2 separate regions of the Homo sapiens genome follow, and region 1 is linked to region 2. A link is a loop called in an ENCODE intact Hi-C map of the cell type or tissue named here. Cell type or tissue: CD4-positive, alpha-beta T cell. All regions are shown on one strand. Each heading gives the region's core, and the rest is flanking DNA. Links, peaks and the distances in the headings are about the cores only. Region 1 holds the start of SPPL2A (signal peptide peptidase like 2A). Region 2 holds the start of USP8 (ubiquitin specific peptidase 8).

The links. A loop is a pair of places that touch in the nucleus more often than their neighbours do. Peaks named below come from ENCODE experiments on the same cell type or tissue, not always from the same donor. Only the 100,000 strongest peaks of a DNase experiment are listed, where the experiment ranks them.
Region 1: it touches region 2 in a loop (4-fold over the local background); 8 of 110 quality-filtered maps call a loop at or near these places.

Annotation. Positions count from the first base shown.
Region 1 is chr15:50,760,048-50,770,005 of GRCh38, forward strand. It overlaps SPPL2A (signal peptide peptidase like 2A), which reads right to left and starts at 5,659. Exons shown (of 15, transcript NM_032802.4): 1 at 5,421-5,659. The coding sequence starts at 5,486. RefSeq lists a silencer at 5,234-5,693. In CD4-positive, alpha-beta T cell, for the core only: no CTCF peak of the experiment used is centred there; DNase peaks (open chromatin) are centred at 4,614, 5,394 and 5,704; H3K4me3 peaks cover 2,134 bases; H3K27ac peaks cover 1,561 bases.
Region 2 is chr15:50,419,148-50,429,105 of GRCh38, forward strand. USP8 (ubiquitin specific peptidase 8) reads left to right here and starts at 5,258. Exons shown (of 20, transcript NM_005154.5): 1 at 5,258-5,367. RefSeq lists enhancers at 4,081-5,077, 5,116-5,505 and a silencer at 4,956-5,005. In CD4-positive, alpha-beta T cell, for the core only: no CTCF peak of the experiment used is centred there; a DNase peak (open chromatin) is centred at 5,194; H3K4me3 peaks cover 1,950 bases; H3K27ac peaks cover 1,700 bases.

The sequences.
Region 1 (9,958 bases), core at 3,001-8,000, 340 kb after region 2:
TAATAAACCTAGCATGTTTTAGTCAGCTCAGGCTTCATAACAAAGTACCACAAACTGGGTGGTTTAAACAACAGAAATTTATTTTCTCACAGTTCTGGATCAGGTGCCAGTTGGGCCAGTATCTAGTGAAGGCTCTCTTCCTGGCTTATAGATAGCTACCTTCTCACTGTGTCCTCACATGGCAAAGAGAGAGAGAAAGCTCTCTGATGTCTTTTTTTTTTTTTATTTCCCCCAAGACAGTCTTGCTCTGTCGCCCAGGCTGGAGTGCAAAGGCACGATCTTGGCTCACTGCAACCTCTGCCTCCTGGGTTCCAGTGATTCTCCTGCCTCAGCCTCCCATGTAGCTGGGGTTACAGGCACCCACCACCGTGCCCAGCTAATTTGTGTATTTTTAGTAGAGACGGGGTTTCATCATGTTGGCCAGGCTGGTTTCGAACTCCTGACCTCAGGATCTGCCTGCCTCAGCCTCCCAAAGTGCTGGGATTACAAGTATGAGCCACCACACCTGGCCTGATGTCTTTTCTTAAAATGGCACTAATCCTATCATGAGGGTCCCGTCTTCATGAGCTCATCTAAACCTAATGATTTCCTGAAGGACCCATCTCCAAATATCAATACACTGGGGGTTATGGCTTCACCATATGAATTTGGGGTGGGGCTGTTGGGGGTGTGGGGGACACAATTCATTCCACAGCACAGCAGCTCAGCAGATTTCTTACTGCCTGGGTAGCAGAACATACCTACTTTCCCTTGGAGGTTGAGAGAACAGAGCAGAAGAGAAAGAATTGAAGAATCTTTGAGTTGGTGTAGTATACAAAAGGAAGGCAAATTTTCAGCAACAGATTTTTCTGCTGGGGATCCTGATTATCATTTCATTGTATCAAGCTCAAGATGCAGCTATATGCTACTTCAAATTCTTTGAAGAAAAAAAAATCAACAAAACTATTTTTTCATTTGTGTGTGTGTGTGTGTGTGTTTTTAGAGACATGGTCTTCTCTGTCACCCAGGCTGGAGTACAGTGGCGTGATCATAGCTAACTGCAACCTCAAACTCTTGAGCTTAAGTGGTCCTCCTACCTCAGCCTCCCACGTAGCTGGGACTAGAGACACAAGCCACCATGCTCAGCTAATTTTTTAATTTTTTGTAGAGGTGGGGTCTTGCTATGTTGACCAGGCTGGTCTGAAACTCCTAGCCTCAAGCAATCCTCCAAAACAGAACTTTTAAAGACACTATGAGGAAGACTCAGGATTCTTCAAAGAACTTTGAAGCAATTTAAAAAGACAGAGCTGCCGGGCACGGTGGCTCACACCTGCAACCCCACACTTTGGGAGGATGAGGCAGGCAGATCACCTGAGGTCAGTAGTTCGAGAGTAGCCTGACCAATGTGGAGAAACCCCCGTCTCTACTAAAAATACAAAATTAGCTGGGCGTGGTGGTGCATGCTTGTAATCCCAGCCACTGGGGAGGCTGAGGCAGGAGAATTGCTTGTACCCGGGAAGCAGAGGTTGTGATGAGCTGGGATCGCACCATTGCACTTCAGCCTGGGCAACAAGAGTGAAACTCCATCTCAAAAAATAATAATAATAAATAAAATAAAAAGAGCCAGGGCCAAGAGCGGTGGCTCACGCCTGTAATCCTAGCACTTTGGGAGGCCGAGGTGGGTGGATTGCCTGAGCTCAGGAGTTCAAGACCAGCCTGGGCAACACAGTGAAACCCCGTTTCTTCTAAAATACAAAAAATTAGCCGGGCATCACGACGTGCACCTGTAATCCTACTCGGGAGACTGAGGCAGGAGAATTGCTAGAACCCAGGAGGCAGAGGTTGCAGTGAGCCGAGATAAGGCCACTGCAATCCAGCCTAGGCTACAGAGCAAGACTCCATCTCAACAAAAAAAAAAAGAGAGCCAGCATAAACAATATCCATTGTCTTTGAAACAGAATCCCATGACTGCGTCCACACTGAGAAATAAAGTTCTGACCATTGTGACCCAGGGTCGAGGTTGAACTGGGGAAGGAGAGGTGCAAAATGTAATTATGGCAGCCAGGCATGGTGACTCATGTCTGTAATCCCAGCACTTTGGGAGGCCAAGGCAGGAAGATCACCTGAGGTCAGGAGTTCGAGACCAGCCTGGGCAACATGGTGAAACCCCATCTCTACTAAAATTACAAAAATTAGCCAGGTGTGGTGGCAGGCACCTGTAATCCCAGGTACTTGGGAGGCTGAGGCAGGAGAATCACTTGAACCCAGGAGGTGGAGGCTGCAGTGAGCTGAGATCGCACCACTGCACTCCAGCCTGGACGACAGAGCAAGACTCCATCTCAAAAAAAAAAAAAAACAAAAACCCAAAAAATAAAATGTACTTATGGCAAGGTCAAGACACAGCTAACTACCTGCTAGGCGCTCATTTAATTTCTAGACCTAATGGGTTTAAAAAATATTAAAACAGCCAGATGTGCTGTAGCTTCAGTTCAAAATACACAGTGAGGTCACTCTGATGTGAAGATGACAAGATGAGGAGGGTAGGCAAATGATCTTTAAGGGCCTTTCCAATACTAAATCCTCTGCCTCTTCTAGATGGATGTGCCAGTGGTTTCTGAAGACTACGTGCTGCTTCCATTATAGATGAGGATGTTGGCCCTGTTATTACATGACTAAGGGGAAGCAGTGCCAGTTTCTTTTTTTCTTTTCTTTTTTTTTTTTTTTGAGATGGAGTCTCGCTCTGTCACACAGGCTGGAGTGCAGTGGCACGATCTTGGCTTACTGCAACCTCTGCCTCCCGGGTTCAAGCAATTCTTCCGCCTCAGCCTCCCAAGTAGCTGGGATAACAGGCACGCACCACCACGCCCGGCTAATTTTTTTTTTTTTGTATTTTTTTTTAGTAGAGACGGGGTTTCACCATATTGGCCAGGCTGGTCTCAAACTCCTGACCTTGTGATCCACCCACCTGGACCTCTCAAAGTGCTGGGATGACAGGCGTGAGCCACCACGCCCGGACAAGTAGTGCCAGTTTCAAGAGCCCAGAGAGGAGAAATGAAATGATTGAGCTGGCATCACTAATCAAAGGAACTCAGAAAGGCTACCTAGAGCTGTAAAATTAGGGAAGAGGAATAAACAAAGGGCTTCAGGGAGAAAATGGTAGAAGACTTCAGACAGAGTTGGAGGAAAGGAACTAGGTATCCAGAAAGGAGAAAGAACTCCAGCTGAGGAAAAGGAAACCAGATCTACCCAAGTTCTCAGAACACGAAAGGAATGAGAAAGAACATCTCAGGAAATTAAAGGAAGGAGGAACCAAGAAGAAAACAAATCCATAAAGAAATCAACAAGAAATAGAAAAATCAGTGATACTAGCTGGTATCGAAAAAAGATCCTTACAATTTAAACAGATATTGTCAGTTTATTCAGTCATCAGGACATTACATCCCATATAATAAGATGCACACCAAACATTTGCAGTGTAGAAAAATGTTACTTAATCTTCACAACAACCCTAGAACCGAGGAATATAGAACCCGAGATTACCATGGTGAGGTACAACAAAGCACATAGGTGCAATATAAAAGGCCTAAAATCGCCGGGCATGGTGGCTCACGCCTGTAATCCCAGCACTTTGGGAGGCCGAGGAGGGTGGATCACGAGGTCAGGAGTTCGAGACCAGCCTGACCAACATAGTGAAACCCCCATCTCTACTAAAAATACAAAAATTAGCTGGGCATGGTGGTGCTTGCCTGTGATCCCAGCTACTCGGGAGGCTGAGGCAGGAGAATTGCTTGAACCTGGGAGGCGGAGGTTGCAGTGAGCCGAGATCGCGCCACTGCACTCCAGCCTGGGCGACAGAGTGAGACTCCGTCTCGAAAAAAACAAAAACAACAACAAAAAAAGGCCTAAAATCCAGAACGTGGGAGACAGCCTAGATACAATTTAGAACAGGGATGATCTTTAGATTTGTGAAGGCTATGAAATCAAATGACAAGTCTACTTAAGTAGAGTTTTCTGGTGAGAGGGCTCAGGGCCTTTAATAAGAATTTCAATGTGAGTTTATGAGGAACTGATGTATCACTAAGCTATTAATTTATGTTGAGAAGGGATTAGTACGAATGTGATATTCATTCTTAAAATCAGCTCAAGAGATTCAAATGAAAATGAATGCAAAAACACTTTGAAAAGTTTTATATCTAGGTTATAGTTTTGCATACATCTACATACTATCTGAATATCTTTTGGACATAAGTATTATCTGTCTGATTACACAGTAAACACCTTAAAGACTCCGACTAACACTGCTACTTTGTTGCTCTTTTTATATCGAACTCCCCTCCCCCAGCAATTTTTAGATACATTCTCTCAGGTTCCTGATGTTGCCTGTCAAAGTTATGAATACACCAAAAGGCACTTACTTTTTGGCTTAGATTTTGGTTTTTCAATAAATATTAAAGACACTTTTGTATTCACTAATACTAACCCCTTAAACTGGAGAGTCAGCAAAACAGTCTTTCAAAGAAATCACACATTCTAATAGAACGAAACAAGCTTACACGACACCAATTCTGTAATAAATAACATGCGTAAGTTTCCAACCTGAAACTCCCTAAGTAAAAGTCACTAGAAACAAAAACTGAAACACCGGGTTCCTGACACCCCACTCCCACACTGAAGCTCGAATTACTTGAGGCTGAATTTTAAAACACTATTACTTCTCTGTGACTATGAAAACAAATCTATGAACACATATTTCTTACTTACATTTAACCGACGCTCCCCACCCATCCCTTTAAATTAGGCAGAAAACTGAAAACCACTAAAAGCATTACATTTTGGTGTCTTCTTTTAAAAGTTATTTTAAATTACTGCTATTAAAACCCCCCCTCCAAAAAAAAAAAACCCTCATAACAGAATCAAATGAGCCCTAAGGCGAAGCAGGAGCTACAGTGGGGGAAGGGAATTTTAAAAAGACATCCGTGTTAGTGCAATTAAAGTGCAGTCCTCGAACCGCTAAACATACTGGCGCCTTGTATAATTTTTTTTTCTTCCCAAGGGTAAAAAGCGGTAAGAAAGGCTTAGACAATAAAACCCAGAGGTCAATTTTAAATATGCTGGGACAGTGAGCAACTATCGAGAAGCATCAAGGTCAACGCAACCTAAGGGGCTCCTCTGATCTTTTTGCGGTAGGTATTTCGCCAGACTTCAATGGGCGGGAACCGAGTGGGGGGCGGGAAAGTTGGGGGAAAGAGGGTGGAAAAGAGGAGGGTGGAAGGAAAGAGATGAGTAATGGAAAGAGGAGGGGAGGAAAGAGGAGTGCGAGAGCAGGCCGCGGAGGTGCGGGCAGAGGGGAGGCCGGGCGAGGAGTAGGGGAAGGGAGCCCCGGCCTTGGCCCCGGCCCCGCCCAGCCCCTGGGAGGCCTGCGCGCCTTCCCGCCCCCTTACCAGCTGGAGCAGGAAGCCCCAGAGTAGGGCGGCCCCGGCAGGGGACAGCCGCCGCTGCGGCCCCATCGGACTGGTGGGTGCCGGGTGGGACGGCACGGTGCGGCGCAGCTCACTCGGCGGGGTAGGCTCGGAGTCCCGCCGCTGCGCTGCCTCCGTGGCCGGACCGGACCGGACAGGCGCGGGCGGCCGGGCTACGACTGGACCGCCGCTGCTACAGCGGCCGCCACAGCAGCGCGACTTCCTCTTCCGGCCCCGCCCGTAAGATGCGGAAACCCCCGCGCCGGGCTCGGAGAGTCCCAGCGCTCTCCCGGTATCCAGGCGTCCCGGCGTCCCGGCGCTACGAGGCCACCGGCTGCGGGTCTGAGCCTGTCGCTTTCCGGCTGCCCGACTTTAACTCACACCGAAGCCTGGCGGGAGAACGGATTTCTCAAGGCTCGGAAGTGTCTGAGCGTCTGCTCGGTTCCCCAGTAACTACCCGAGTGTTGCATGCAGCCAGAAATCTAAGGGTCACCCTAATTCATCTGCCTGTCATTTGTTCCTGGCCACTCTGACTCACCACATAACCCAGATCCATCCACTTTCTCCAGAACTGCTGCCACCACTCTATCCAGGCCACCAACTTCCCTCTCCTCCAAACGGGTCTCAGTTTCCCCTCCGGACAGCCCAGTAGCCACATAACAGTCCCAGAGCCATCTTTCAAAACATATAAGTCAGATCATGTCTCTCTCTATCACACTTGGAATAAAATAAAAACTTGGCCGGGTGTGATGGCTCACACCTGTAATACCAGCATTTGGATGGCCGAGGTGGGCGGATCACAAGGTCAAGAAATCGAGACCATCCTGGCCAACATGGTGGAACCAAGTCTGTACTAAAAATACAAAAAATTAGCTGGGCGTGGTGGCACGCACCTGTCGTCCCAGCTACTCGGGAGGCGGAGGCAGTAGAATCGCTTGAACCGGGTAGGCGGAGGTTGCAGTGAGCCGAGATTGTGCCACTGCACTCCAACCTGGGCGACAGAGCGAGACTCGGTCTCCAAAAAAAAAAAAAAAAAAAAATCAAAACTCTACTCTAGCCTGCAAAGGTAAATCTGGCCCCTGCCTTCCTGTCTCCCCATCTTCACTACTTTCCCACACTTTAAGGCGCACGGACCTTTGGCCCTCCCGGCCTTTGCTCTGGTGGGCCGCCCGGACTTTGCTCTGGTAGTCCTCCCTGCTGGAGTGCTCTTCTCTCCAAAGCTCAGAATGCCTGCCTTGTTGACATTCACTTATCAGCTTCAATGTCGCTTCCCCAGACGGGACTTCCTGACATACCCAATCTAAAGTACCTGTCCAGTCACTTTCTTTTCTTTTCCTTTCTCTTTTTTTTTTTTTTTTTTTTTTGAGACGGAGTTTCGCTTTTCTTGCCCAGGCCGGAGTGCGATGGTGCAATCTCGGCACACTGCAACCTCCGCCTCCCAGGTTCAAGCAATTCTCCTGCCTCAGCCTCCCCAGTAGCTGGGATTACAGGCGCGTGCCACCACACCCGGCTAATTTTGTATTTTTAGTAGAGACGGGGTTTCACCATGTTGGTCAGGCTGGTCTCAAACTCTCGACCTCAGGTGATCCACCCGCTTTGGCCTCCCAAAGTGTTGGGATTACAGGCATGAGCCACCGCACCCGGCCTGTCCAGTCACTTTCATATTATTGTTTATTTTAATTATCTGCACAGCACTTTTCATTCTATGTATAGGTTCATTTATTTATGCCACCTCCCACTTCATAGCAAGGGGTGTCTTTGCTTTGTTGACTGCTATACCCTTTACATCTACAGTATTTGGCATATAGTAGGTCCTCAGATATTTGTTGGATGAATATTTAATATCAAATGCTGAATAGGACAGTGTGCCTGCCACCCCACAGCTCATAGTTTAACGAGGGACACAGATGTGTGAGCAAACACAGTTCAGGGTGAGTAGTGACTCTTGTTTGCACAAGATGTTATGGAAGTATCAAAAGGAGTTATAAAAGGGGTGCCAGGAAAAATACCAGCCTGAGCTGAGTCTGGGTGAGTTAATTTTAGCCAGGCAAAGGGTAGAAGAAGGGGGGCACTTCCAGGAAGAGTGAGCCATTAGTGTCAAAGCCAAAGGTGGCATTGAAGGAACTGCAAAACTTGGGCTTGGCTGAAGTTATGAGTGGTGAAAGATGACATGTGAGAAGAGGCCAGAGGCAAAATCATAAATACATTGGGACTGTTTGTGACTTTGGGCTTTGTCCTGCCAGGGGTAGAGAACAAATGAATAATAAATAGGGCAATGACATACACTTTCTGTTTTAGAAAGCTCTCTATGGTGGCTGGCAGGGCAGCAGACGTGTTGAAACAGGTCAAGAAGTGGAAGCCAGGACACCTGTTAGACATCTGTAGTAACAAAATCCAGGGACACTGAGGGCTTGAACTGTGGCAGAAGAAATAGGGAGGAGGAGATGGATCTAAAAGACTTGTAGCAGAATTTGGTAACTTTGAAGACATGGAGATAAAGGGAGAGGTATGATTCCCGGGTTCTTGCCCTCGGCTATTTATTGAGTTGGGTGCCAAAGGCGAAGTAGGTGGGGGTTGATGGGATAAATGGGTCGGGGGGAATACTTTTGGAAGTGGGTTTGAAATGCTTTTAGGATATCCAAGTGCAAATATCTGCTGTCAATGGCTATGTGGGTTGGTCTGAAGCTTAGGGGCACAGTGAGGTAAGAACTGCCTCATCTGCTGCCTATCAATTCTGGACTATTTTCATACTTTCTAGTTGCCCACAGCAAGCCAGGTTCCCCACCCCCTCCTTTTCTTTTTGTTTTGAGATGGAGTTTCACTCCTGTTGCCCAGGCTGGAGTGCAATGGTATGATCTCATCTCACTGCAACCCCCGCCTCCCAGGTTCAAGCGATTCTCCTACCTCAGCCTCCCAAGTAGCTGGAAATACAGGTGCCCACCAACACACCCAGCTAATTTTTGTATTTTTAGTAGAGACGGGGTTTCATCATATTGGCCAGACTGGTCTTGAACTTCTGACCTCAGGTGATCTGCCTGCCTCAGCCTCCCAAAGTACTGGGATTACAGGCGTGAGCCACCGTGCCCAGCCTAGGTTCCCCTTTTATAGAATAGCTGTATGGACTGGATGACTTCATCTCTAAATATTCCCATCTGCCTCTCGTGGCCCTTTGCCTAGTGAATCTCTAAACTGGCTCTTGGGCTATCAGAAGAGCTCTAGTTTTTGTTTGTTTTTATTTTTTGAGACAGGGTCTCACTCTGTGCCCCAGGCTCTGAAGTGCAGTGGCACGATCTCGGCTCACTGCAGCCTCGACCTCCCAGCTCAGGTGATTCTCCCACCTTAGCCTCCTGGGTAGCTGAGACTACAGGCATGCACAACCACGACTGGCTAATTTTGGTATTTTTTTTGTAGAGATGAGGTCTCGCTGTGTTACCAGCTGGTCTTGAACTCCTGCACTCAGGTGATCTGCCTACCTCCCAAAGTGCTGGAACTTGTGAAAGGAAAATAAATCTTGGGACCCCAAAATCACTAAGCCAAAGGGAAAAGTCAAGTAGAGAACTGCTTAGTGGAAACTTGCCTCACATTCTATTCCTTAAAAGCGGATGGATCTGGGTTGTGTGGTGAATCAGGATTGTTAAAGCTCCCCAGATGATTCTAATATGCAGCTAAGGTTGAGAAATGTTGGCTTAGACTGTGATTCTTAAAGTGTGGCTCCTGGATCAGCATATCAGAAATACCTGGGAACTATAAAAAATGCAAATTCTTGGCCGGGTGCGGTGGCTCACGCCTGTAATCCCAGCACTTTGGGAGGCCGAGGCGGGTGGATCACGAGATCAGCAGATCGAGACCATCCTGGCTAACATGGTGAAACCCCGTCTGTACTAAAAAAAAAAAAAAAAAAAAAAAAGAAAGAAATGCAAATTCTTGGACCTCACCCCACAAACTCTGGGAGTAGCGTCCATCAATCTATTCTATTAATAACAAGTTCCCTGTGTGATTCTGATGTATGCTGAAGTTTGAGAACCATTGGCTTAAAGCAATGTCCCTCAACGCTGGCTGCATATTAGAGTGATCTGAGAAATTAAAATGAAACATAAATCCCATGCTCCAACACGAATTAAACTGAAAGGAAAAATAGATGAATTCATAATTACAGTTAAAGATTTCAAGTAAAATCTTTTAATAATTGAAAGAACAAGTAGGCAGAAAATCAGCAGGGATACAGAAGACTTGATCAACACCATTGACCAACTTGACCTAATTGGCATTTATAGAACTCTCCACCCAACAACTACATAATTTTAAGGGTACACAGGACCTTTACCAAATAAACTATTTGGCCATAAAACACATCTTGATAAGTTTAAGAGGTTTTTTTTTCTGTTTTCTTTTTTTTTTTCGAGACGGAGTCTCGCTCTGTCACCCAGGCTGGAGTGCAGTGGCACAATCTTGGCTCACTGCAAGCTGCGCCTTCCGGGTTCACACCACTCTCCTGCCTCAGCCTTCCGAGTAGCTGGGAC
Region 2 (9,958 bases), core at 3,274-8,273:
CCTGAGAGCCTGGCTTAGTGATGGGCCTTCTCTTAAACCTCATAACAATGAGGTTGGTACTTTTAGTCCTTGTTTTACAGGGGTTAGAATAGACTGTTAAGGCACAACTGAGAAAAGACAGAGAAGTAACAGCCAGAGGTTGAGAGGGGCCATTAAAACGTAAAAGCATAGATCTGCCACCACTTTGTAACAAGATGGTTTCTATCACAACCCCAGAAAATAATTTGGCTTATGTTTATATAATGTTTAAAGAAAGCAACAAGGTGGGTACATAAAAATCTTAGTGCCAAAACACACACACACACACACACACACAATCACTGTTGGCCAGGCACAGTGGCTCACACCTGTAATCCCAGCACTTTGGGAGGCCTAGGCAGGAGAATCACTTCAGCCAGGAGTTCAAGACCAGCCTGAATGACAAGGTGAAACCCCATCTCTACAAAAAATACAAAAATTAGTTGGGGATAGTGGTGCATGTGTATAGTCCCAGCTACTAGAGAGGCTGAGGTGGGACGGTCACTTGAGCCTGGGAGATTGAAGCTGCAATGAGCCATGAACATGCCACTGTACTCCAGCTTGGGCAACAGAGCAAGACCCTGTCTCAAAAACAACAATAACAACAACAACAACAAAACCCACAAACAAACAAAAACCACTGTCCTTGCTAGTCCTTTATCCTGTTTTATTTTTCTTCTAACACTTCTAGCACTTAACAACACCTGACATAGTCTACGTGTATTTGCTTATTGTATGTCTCCTCGACTAGAATGTAAGTCAGCTCCGTGTTGAGCAGGAATTTTATATTGTGAATCTAAAACAATGCCTGGCATAGAACATGCATTCAGTAAGTACTTGTTAAATGAATGGAAGATGAACCAGATTTTGGACTACTGCTTATGCTGGATGGCATGTAAATTGAAGCTGTGATCAAATACAGGCCATGCCTCTAAACAGCTGATGACCGCTTAGATTCTAGGTGCCATAGATACTGCTGCCTGGTTTGTTACAATACTTTTTTTTTTTTTTTTTTGCTTTTACTCTTTACTATTATTCATTACTGGATGGTGGGTGAGGGGAAAAATACAGAATACATGCCCTAGTCCAGTGCTGTCCATTAGAGCTTTCTTTAATAATGGAAGTAGCCTGTATCTGCTGGTCAATAAGGTAACCAATAGTTACCAGGGGCTGTTGAGCACTTGAAATATGGATATTTTGACTGAACTGAATTTTTAATTTTACAACTAGCTGTGGTTACTAGTTACTGTATTTAGCAGCCATACTCAACAATCCTATAGGTCTATCTTAATTACTTTTATAGGAATGAAGAGTATTATAATTATTTCTCAATTATATATATTTGGTTTTAATTTCTACAGAGGAAGAGGACAACAAAGTTTTGTGAACTATTATTCATATAAGTTTGTAGTTGTTTAAGGAAAAGACTTCACAGAGAACAGGGCAGAGAGTAACACAATATCTGATTTCCAAAAAATTCAATCAAACTTTGATATGGATTTGGTCAAATCATTGTTTAATGGCCTCCTTAACATTATTATTAAACTGATTTATATAATTTGCTTTTTACTAATCAAATACATTGTTTTAAATCTTAATTATTTTTTATTATAAAAGTAATACACATTCAGTGTAACAAGTTCAAATAATCTCTCAGGTGGATAAAATACGGACATCCACCACACTGTACCTACCAAGATGCCCATACCCCAAAGATGATTGCTGTTAAACATTTAGAGTGCCTTTCCTGACTTTTTTGTCTAAGCACCTTTAAAAACCAATACTTTTGGTTTTCAGTGATAGCTCTGAATCCCCTTTAGGCATAGAGTGTGGGAAATTATATTTCTGCAGCAAACTCAGGCTCTGCAACATCAAGTGTGGATTCACTGGAAATTATTTGAAGTAACACTTAGAGATCATAGTAGCCAAAAAATGTTGGGAAATTAAAAAGGGGTTTTTAAAAATTAATTATCGTTATTATTATTTTTTTCAAAGAGACAGGGTCTTCACTCCATCACCCAGGATGGAGTTCAGTGGCGGAATTACAGCTCACTGAAGCCTCAAACTCCTGGGTGCAACCAATCCTCCTGCCTCAGCCTCCCAAGTAGCTTGGACTACAGGCATGCACCAACTGTGCCAGGCTAATTTTTTAATATTTTGTAGGGATAGGGTCTTGCTATGTTGCCCAGGCTGATCTCAAACTCCTGACCTCAAGCAATCCACGCACCTCAGCCTCCCATAGTGCTGGGATTACAGGAGTGAGCTCCCACACCCAGCTGAAAAAGGTTTTTGTGGAGGGAGTATGATCAGGAGAAAAATCATGGAATGTGCTCGAAAGAGATCTAAAGGGCCATGGAAGTCAAAAGGTTGAACTCCATAGAACAAAACATGAAGTATGGAAAGATTCTTTAAAAAACACTTGACTTTGGAACAAAATCCAAATTGTTCCCATGATTTCATTCTTTGACATTATGTTCATTTTGGTTATCTTAGTCTTTTCTCAGAATTCCTCTTTAACAGAGAATTATCTAAAAGCCCCTGGCTAAGTTAATGCTTATGACTATGGTCACAAATGGATGGCTTGGATTTTATTTGTTTTGCAGTGTTTGTAAATTTTTTTATGTATACTGTTGTTGTCAACTAACATAATCCGTATGTATATGGGTTATATATATATATATATATATTCCCCAAATTTAAAAACCAGTTTGGAGATTTTTCCCACACACAGAAAATCAGAAAATTGGCAATACTCTGCCCCATTACCACATGGCAACAATGTAGACAGGCCATGAGTTCTCCACATGGCCCTAATCCCCACCACTCTTAAACAAATCTAATCAGTTTTATGTATATTATATATGTATATTGCTGTGCTTCTCCTTCCTGCCTGACCCTGCAAGACCCCTGTCTCAGTCTCTCTCAACATGTCTGAAGGACTCGAGGGCAGGTGTCAAAGGTGAAGGCCCTCATCTGGATTTAATGTCCTGGACCTTGAAACAGCAGCTAGTGTTTTGAGCTCTAAGCTAACACTTTGGACTTTCTTTTTTTTTTCGAGATGGAGTCTTGCTCTGTCGCCCAGGCTGGAGTGCAGTGGCACCATCTCGGCTCACTGCAAGCTCCACCTCTCGGGTTCACGCCATTCTCCTGCCTCAGCCTCCTGAGTAGCTGGGACTACAGGCGCCCTCCACCACGCCTGGCTAATTTTTTGTATTTTTAGCAGAGATGGGGTTTCACCGTGTTAGCCAGGATGGTCTCGATCTCCTGACCTCGTGATCCGTCCGCCTTGGCCTCCCAAAGTGCTGGGATTACAGGCATGAACCACCGCGCCTGGCCACATTTTGGACTTTCAGTCATGTTTTCTTTCCCCAATGAAATAGAAAAGTTTTATTTCAAAGAGGAAAAGGGTGCAACAGCTGCAACATACATAAAACCTATTTAGTTTTACTTGGGAGTGGGAATCAGGAAACCTGGGTTCTGTTTTTGACTTAGTTTGGATAAAGAAGGGTAGTTAAGCTGTCCTTATGTCTCTTACCAAATGGAGAAAATACTGCTGTAGTTCACAGCAATTTGGGGAGTTTTAGATTCTATGGAAAATGGAAATCCTATTTGTAACTTAGATTTTTTCTTTGGAGAAGGAGTCTCGCTCTGTTGCCCAGGCTGGAGTGCAGTGGCACGATCTCGGCTCACTGCAACCTCCACCTTCCAGGTTCAAGCGATTCACTGACTCAGCCTCCTCAGTAGCTGGGATTACAGGCACGCGCCACCATGCCCAGCTAATGTTTGTATTTTTAGTAGAGACCAGGTTTTGCCATTTTGGCCAGGCTGGTCTCAAACTCCTGACCTCAAGTGATCTGCCCACCTTGGCCTCCCAAAGTGCTGGGATTACAGGCGTGAGCTACCGCTCCCGGTCTAATTTTTAAATTTTTGTTTTGTAGAGATGAGGGTCTCCCTTTGTTGCTCAAGCTGGTCTCTGTCTCTTGGGATCAAGGGATCCTCCTGCCTCAGCCTCCCAAAGTGCTGGGATTACAGGCCTGGGCCACTGCAACCTGGCCTTCATCACAAATTCATTGAACACACTTTCTTTATTTTATCCTTTTTTATTTTTAAAAATTTTTATTTCAGTAGTTTTGGAGGAACAGGTTGCATGGAAAAGTTCTTTAGTGGTCATTTCTGAGATTTTGGTGCACCCATCACCCGAGCAGTGTACACTGTACCATGTGGCACACACTTTCACTTAAAGCATTTACTAGACCTCGCTAGCCAGATTTCCCATCCCTGAGACACCTGGAATGTTCCTGAGGACTTAGTGACTACTGCCTAAAGCTCCACCCAAGTCAATTTTATGTTTACAGGCAACCGGAGCATCCAATCACCTTTCTCTAAGAGAGTACAAAGATCAGCTCGCGAGAAAGTTCAGACGTCTCATTTCGTTTCTATTACACGGGGCCTTCGCCCAACCAGACGGAGTCTTGCTCTGCTGCCCAGGCTGGAGTGCAGTAGCGCGATCTCGGCTCATTGCAACCTTCGCTCCCCGGGTTTAAGCAATTCTCCTGCCTCAGCCACTGGAGTAGCTAGGATTACAGGCGCACGCCACCACGCCAAGCTAATTTTTTGTATTCTTAATAGAGACGGGGGTTTCACCATGTTGGCCAGGCTGGTCTCGAACTCCTGACCTCATCATTTGCCCGCCTCGGCCTCCCAAAGCGCTGGGATTACAGGCGTGAGCCACCGTGCCCAGCCTCGCCGGGGCCTTTTAAGTGACGTTAAAAATTGTACATAAAATATGTTTTAGGATAATACTTGTTTTTCTTTGACCAAAGGCTTGGCTTCAGAGAATGTTTAGCCAGAAATAGAGGGGCGTTAAATCCCCTTTTTTCTAATTTCCAATCTGAGGAGGAAAATAACGTAGTAAAGGGACGCAAGAGCAACCTTGCTTCTTCCACAACAAGGCCCAGGCGCCGCCTTGCAACCCGGAAATGCAGGGTGCAGTGCGGGGGGTAAGGGACCGGCCAACTATGTTGACCCGACTCAGAGAAACCCCGCCCTTGCCGCCACCGCCCACCCATAACGTCCTCCTCGACCCTCCCTCGACCATCCCTCGCCCCGCGGCCCTCACCGAAAAGGGGAGGGCGGTGGAAGAGAGAGGAGTCAAGGGAGCGCACGCGAAGCCCCGCCCCTGCCGTGACGTCTGGAGACGCGACGCGTCGCCTCGCAATGCAAATCGGGAAAAGGGGGTGAGCTGGGCTGGCTTCCGTCCTGGTAGCCAAGGCTAATTCTCCCTCGAGTTCTTGGGAGATGGGCATTTGGCGAGAAGGCTGGCGTTAGTGAAGCGCGCCCGGCGTCACGGTGAGTGCGGGTCTTGGGCCCTAGCACCTGTTCTCTGGGAAGTCGTCCGCTGTGAACGATGAACGCCTTTCCTTCCACCAGCTGCTGGTTACCCCGGAGACAAGCTCTGTCCGCGGAGAGGAGTGGGACAACTCCTAAAGGTAGAATCAGCTTGTGGAGAGGAAAGGCCCAACCTTGAGTCTTTTACGCCATCTACCTAGGATTGCCAAGCGAGTTTCGTGTGTTTTTTTGGTTTTAAAAGGTGGCTTTGACCAATCTTCCGTTCTCTTGGACACTTATACCCGACTTTGACCTCTTTCCTCTTGCTTCCGGTTTTTTTTTTTTTCTGCAATCTGCCTACAATCCCAGGCCTTACTGTAGCTCCTAAAACTGTTTCCCAGTTTCTCTTCTTCCCCAGTCACACTTGATTTTAGTGAAGTTTGAGTTTAAAGACCCTATAAGCTTGTCAGAGTTAAAACTATGACTTCCTCAAATAGAAGATTTTTTTTTTTTCCCCTAAAAAGTGCCTTCCATCCTAGAGTTGTGGGACAAGTTAATTTCACCGCCACTCCACCTTGGAAATTATCAGAATCCTTACTAGCAGTGATGTGCATTATAAAGCTGCAGACCACCCTCCTGGGTTTATTTCTTGCCTCCAGTTCATTCTGTGACCTTGAACAAGTCACTTAATCACTAACAAAAAATTTACCTGACACGGAGGTGTTGCAGAGCCTAAGGAATTTAGTATTTGTTAAGAGACCTGAGGGTTTCAGATGAAAGGGATTTATATCTAAAGGATGTTACCTTTTCTGAATCTGCAAAGCATCGTTAGTTTTGTAAATATCTTGCTGCAGCCATTAAAAATGCCAAGTGGTATTTGTTAAGGAAGTATTCCTGTTTTAGGCTTGCTCTGCTGCGGCTTTGCTATGTAAGCAGATTTTTGCATTTCAGCCGATTCTGTTTAAGATTCGTTGGTGAATGTCATTCATGATGGATTTGGGTAGTTTCTCCTTACAGCATATCCCTGGACTATTAAGCATATCTGGAAGGTGATATCGGTTGTGTTATGTCTTTATCATGTTGATATGGCTGCTTTGAAATATGTATTCCTTTTCTTGTGACACATTGGATGCATCTTTAATATTAGTGAAGACCCTGTAGTAGTTTAAAAAAAAAATACACCTCTCATTAATGAAATTTTGCACATAGACATCTGTTTTTTTAAGAAAACAATGTATAAGAAAAACTAACAAAAATGTTTTAAAGGTGCCTTTTTTAGCATTTCGTTTTTTAATATATTTACTTGGACTTTAATCTTTATGGGCATTTGTTTATTAATGTGGACGTGGCTGGGCGCAGTGGCTCACATCTGTAATCCTAGCACTTTGGGAGGCGGAGGTGGGCGGATCACTGAGGTCAGGAGTTCGAGATCAGCCTGGCCAACATGGCGAAACCCGGTCTCTACTAAAAATACAAAATTAGCTGGGCGTGGTGGTGCACGCCTGTAGTCCCAGCTACTCTGGAGGCTGAGGCAGGAGAATCGCTTGAACCTGGAAAGCGAAGGTTGCAGTGAGCCGAGATTGCGTCATTGCACTCCAGCCTGGGTGACAAGAGCAAAACTCCGTCTCAAAAAATAAAAAATAAAAAGCGTGGACATAATGGAAAATAATCAAAATGACTTTTGGGTAAGACAGTTGGAAAATAAAGCCAGTACATTAAATTTTTTTCATAAGTCTAGCACTATATTACGAACTTTTCTCCATGAAAATGCACTCATATTTATGGAAGTGAAAGGAAAAAAATGTCTTCAGGTATGTGTTGCTAATAAAATTAGATATAATTAAGGAAACATTTAAAAAATACCTTGTTGTTGTCCCAGTTACCTATTGCTGCATAACAAATCACTCCAAAACATAGTGACTTAAAACTGTAATTTAGTATCTCTCCTGTTTCTCTGGCCTGCCTGGACTTAGCTAAGTGGTTTTCACCTAGAGTTTAATGCGTTTGTATTCAGATAAGCAGCTGAGTTTGGAGTCAACCGAGAGCTCAGCTGGTCTGGACATCCAAAATGGCTAATTCACGTGAAGGCGTTTGATGTTGGCTAGGAGTTCAGCTGGAAATGTCAACTGGAATGCCCACACATAGCCTCTTCACGTGACTTGAACAGTATGGCGGCTAGGTTCCGAGAATACATGTTTGAGGAGTCAGGAAGTAGAAGCTGCCAGTCTCCCAAAAAGCCTGAGCCCAGAAATTCGCACAACATTACTTCCAACATACTCTGTTGGTTAGAGCAAAGACCAGCGTACAACCCTCACCTTTGAAAGGAAAAATGTCAAAGAATTTGTGGCCGTGCTTTGCCTACTATAATTTTGATGACAAAGTTGTATTGGACTCTTGTTTGCATTTATATAGCAGATGAAGAATCAGGTACACTTCCAATTTCCAGTTTCTTTCTTTCTTCTTCTTCTTTTTTTTTTTTTGAGATGGAGTCTTGCTCTGTTGTCAGCCTGGAGTGCAGTGTACGATCTCAGCTCACTGCAACCTCTGCCTCCTGGGTTCACGCCATTCTCCTGCCTCAGCCTCCCGAGTAGCATGTCACCAAGCCCAGCTAATTTTTGTATTTTTAGTAGAGATGGGGTTTCACCATGTTGGCCAGGATGATCTTGATCTCTTGACCTGTGATCCACCTGCCTCAACCTCCGAAAGTGCTGGAATTACAGGCGTGAGCCACCGCGCCTGACCCATTTCCAATTTCTTTAACCGTAATACTTTATGTTGTAATGGCATATTACAGTTTTCAAAGCATGTTTTTGTATATTTTTTCACTTGATACCTATGGTCACCCTATAGAAGCAGACAAATAGTTCCTATTTCATTTTGCAGATGAAAGTAAACTGAAGAGTGGTGGTGGTATTGGGAGTGATTTACGGAATTTGTTCAAAGTCATATGATTAATAAATGGAAAGTAAGGCCTGCAACAGTTCCATAATATTAAATTTATTAGTACTGAATGATGAAATATTATATTAAACTTATTTGGAATTCTACATTTATAGCCGTACTAATTTTTTTTTTTTTTTTTTTTTTGAGACGGAGTCTTGCTCTGTCTTCTAGGCTGGAGTGCAGTGGTGAGTTCTCGGCTCACTGAAATGTCCGCCTCCTGGGTTTAAGCAATTCTGCTTCAGCCTCCCGAGTAGCTGGGACTATAGGCACCTGCCACCATGCCCGGCTAATTTTTGTATTTTAGTAGAGATGGGGTTTTGCCATGTTGGCCAGGCTGGTCTTGAACTCCTGACCTCAGGTGATCTGCCCGCCTCAGCCTCCCAAAGTGCTGGGATTATAGCCGTGAGCCACCATACCTGGCCCTTTTTTTTTTTAAACTGAGACAAGGTCTTGCTCTGTCACCCAGGCTGGAGTGCAGTGGCATGACCTTGGCTCACTGTAACCTCTGCTTCCTGGGCTCAAGTGATCCTCCTGCCTCAGCCTCCCAAGTAGCTAGGACTGCAGGCACACGCCAGCACACCTGACTAATACCATACTAATTCAAGTAAAACAGTTCTCATGTATAGTGAATAAGGGTTAACTAAGCCTTGTCTCTTTTGACTAACACATTACAATTTAGTTTTTTGTTTGTTTGTTTTTGAGAGGGAGTCTTGCTCTGTCACCTAGGCTGGATGCAGTGGCATGATCTCGGCTCACTGCACCCTCCGTCTGATGGGTTCAAGCAATTCTCCTGCCTCAGCCTCCCAAGTAGCTGGGATCACAGGCATATGCCGCCACGCCCAGCTAATTTTTTGTGTTTTAGTAGAGATGGGGTTTCACTGTGTTGCCCAGGCTGGTCACGAACTCCTGAGCTCAGGCAATCCACCTGCCTCGGCCTCCCAAAGTGCTGGGATTACAGGCGTTAGCTACCACGCCGGGCCTACAATTTAGTTTTTAATAATGCAGCAGTCTTCCTCTTATCTGCAGGGGATATGTTTCAAGACCTCCAATGAATGCCTGAAACCACAGATAGTACTGAACCCTATATATACTATGTTTTCCCTATATATACATTTTTATGATAAAGTTTAACTTATAAATTAGTAACAAGAGATTAACAACAATAACTAATAATAAAATAGAATAATTACAACAATATAGTGTAATAAAAGTTATGCCCTGTGGCCATAACTTGTGCAACTTGAGGTGTGACAGCAAAACTAGCACAAATTTCTTTTTCCTTCATAATTTTGCAGATAAAAGATCTTACCATAGATCTTAGCAACCTCAGCATGAGGTTTTTGGTTTTTTTTCTTATTAGGTTGAGAACTTTCACCTTTTTGCTTAAAGGAAGCAGTTTACAACTTCTTTTTGACATACGTGAATCTCTGCTTTTACACTTTGAAGCCATGATTAAGTAAAATGAGGGTTACTTGAACACAAGCACTGTAATACTGCTATAGTCAGTCTGGTAACTGAGACGGCCACTTAGTGATTAACAGGCAGGTAGCATCTACAGTGTGGATACACTGGACAAAGGGATGATTCATGTCACAGACTGGGCGAAGTGAGGTGGTGCACAATTTAAAACTTATGAATTGTTTATTTCTGGAATTTTTTATTTAATATT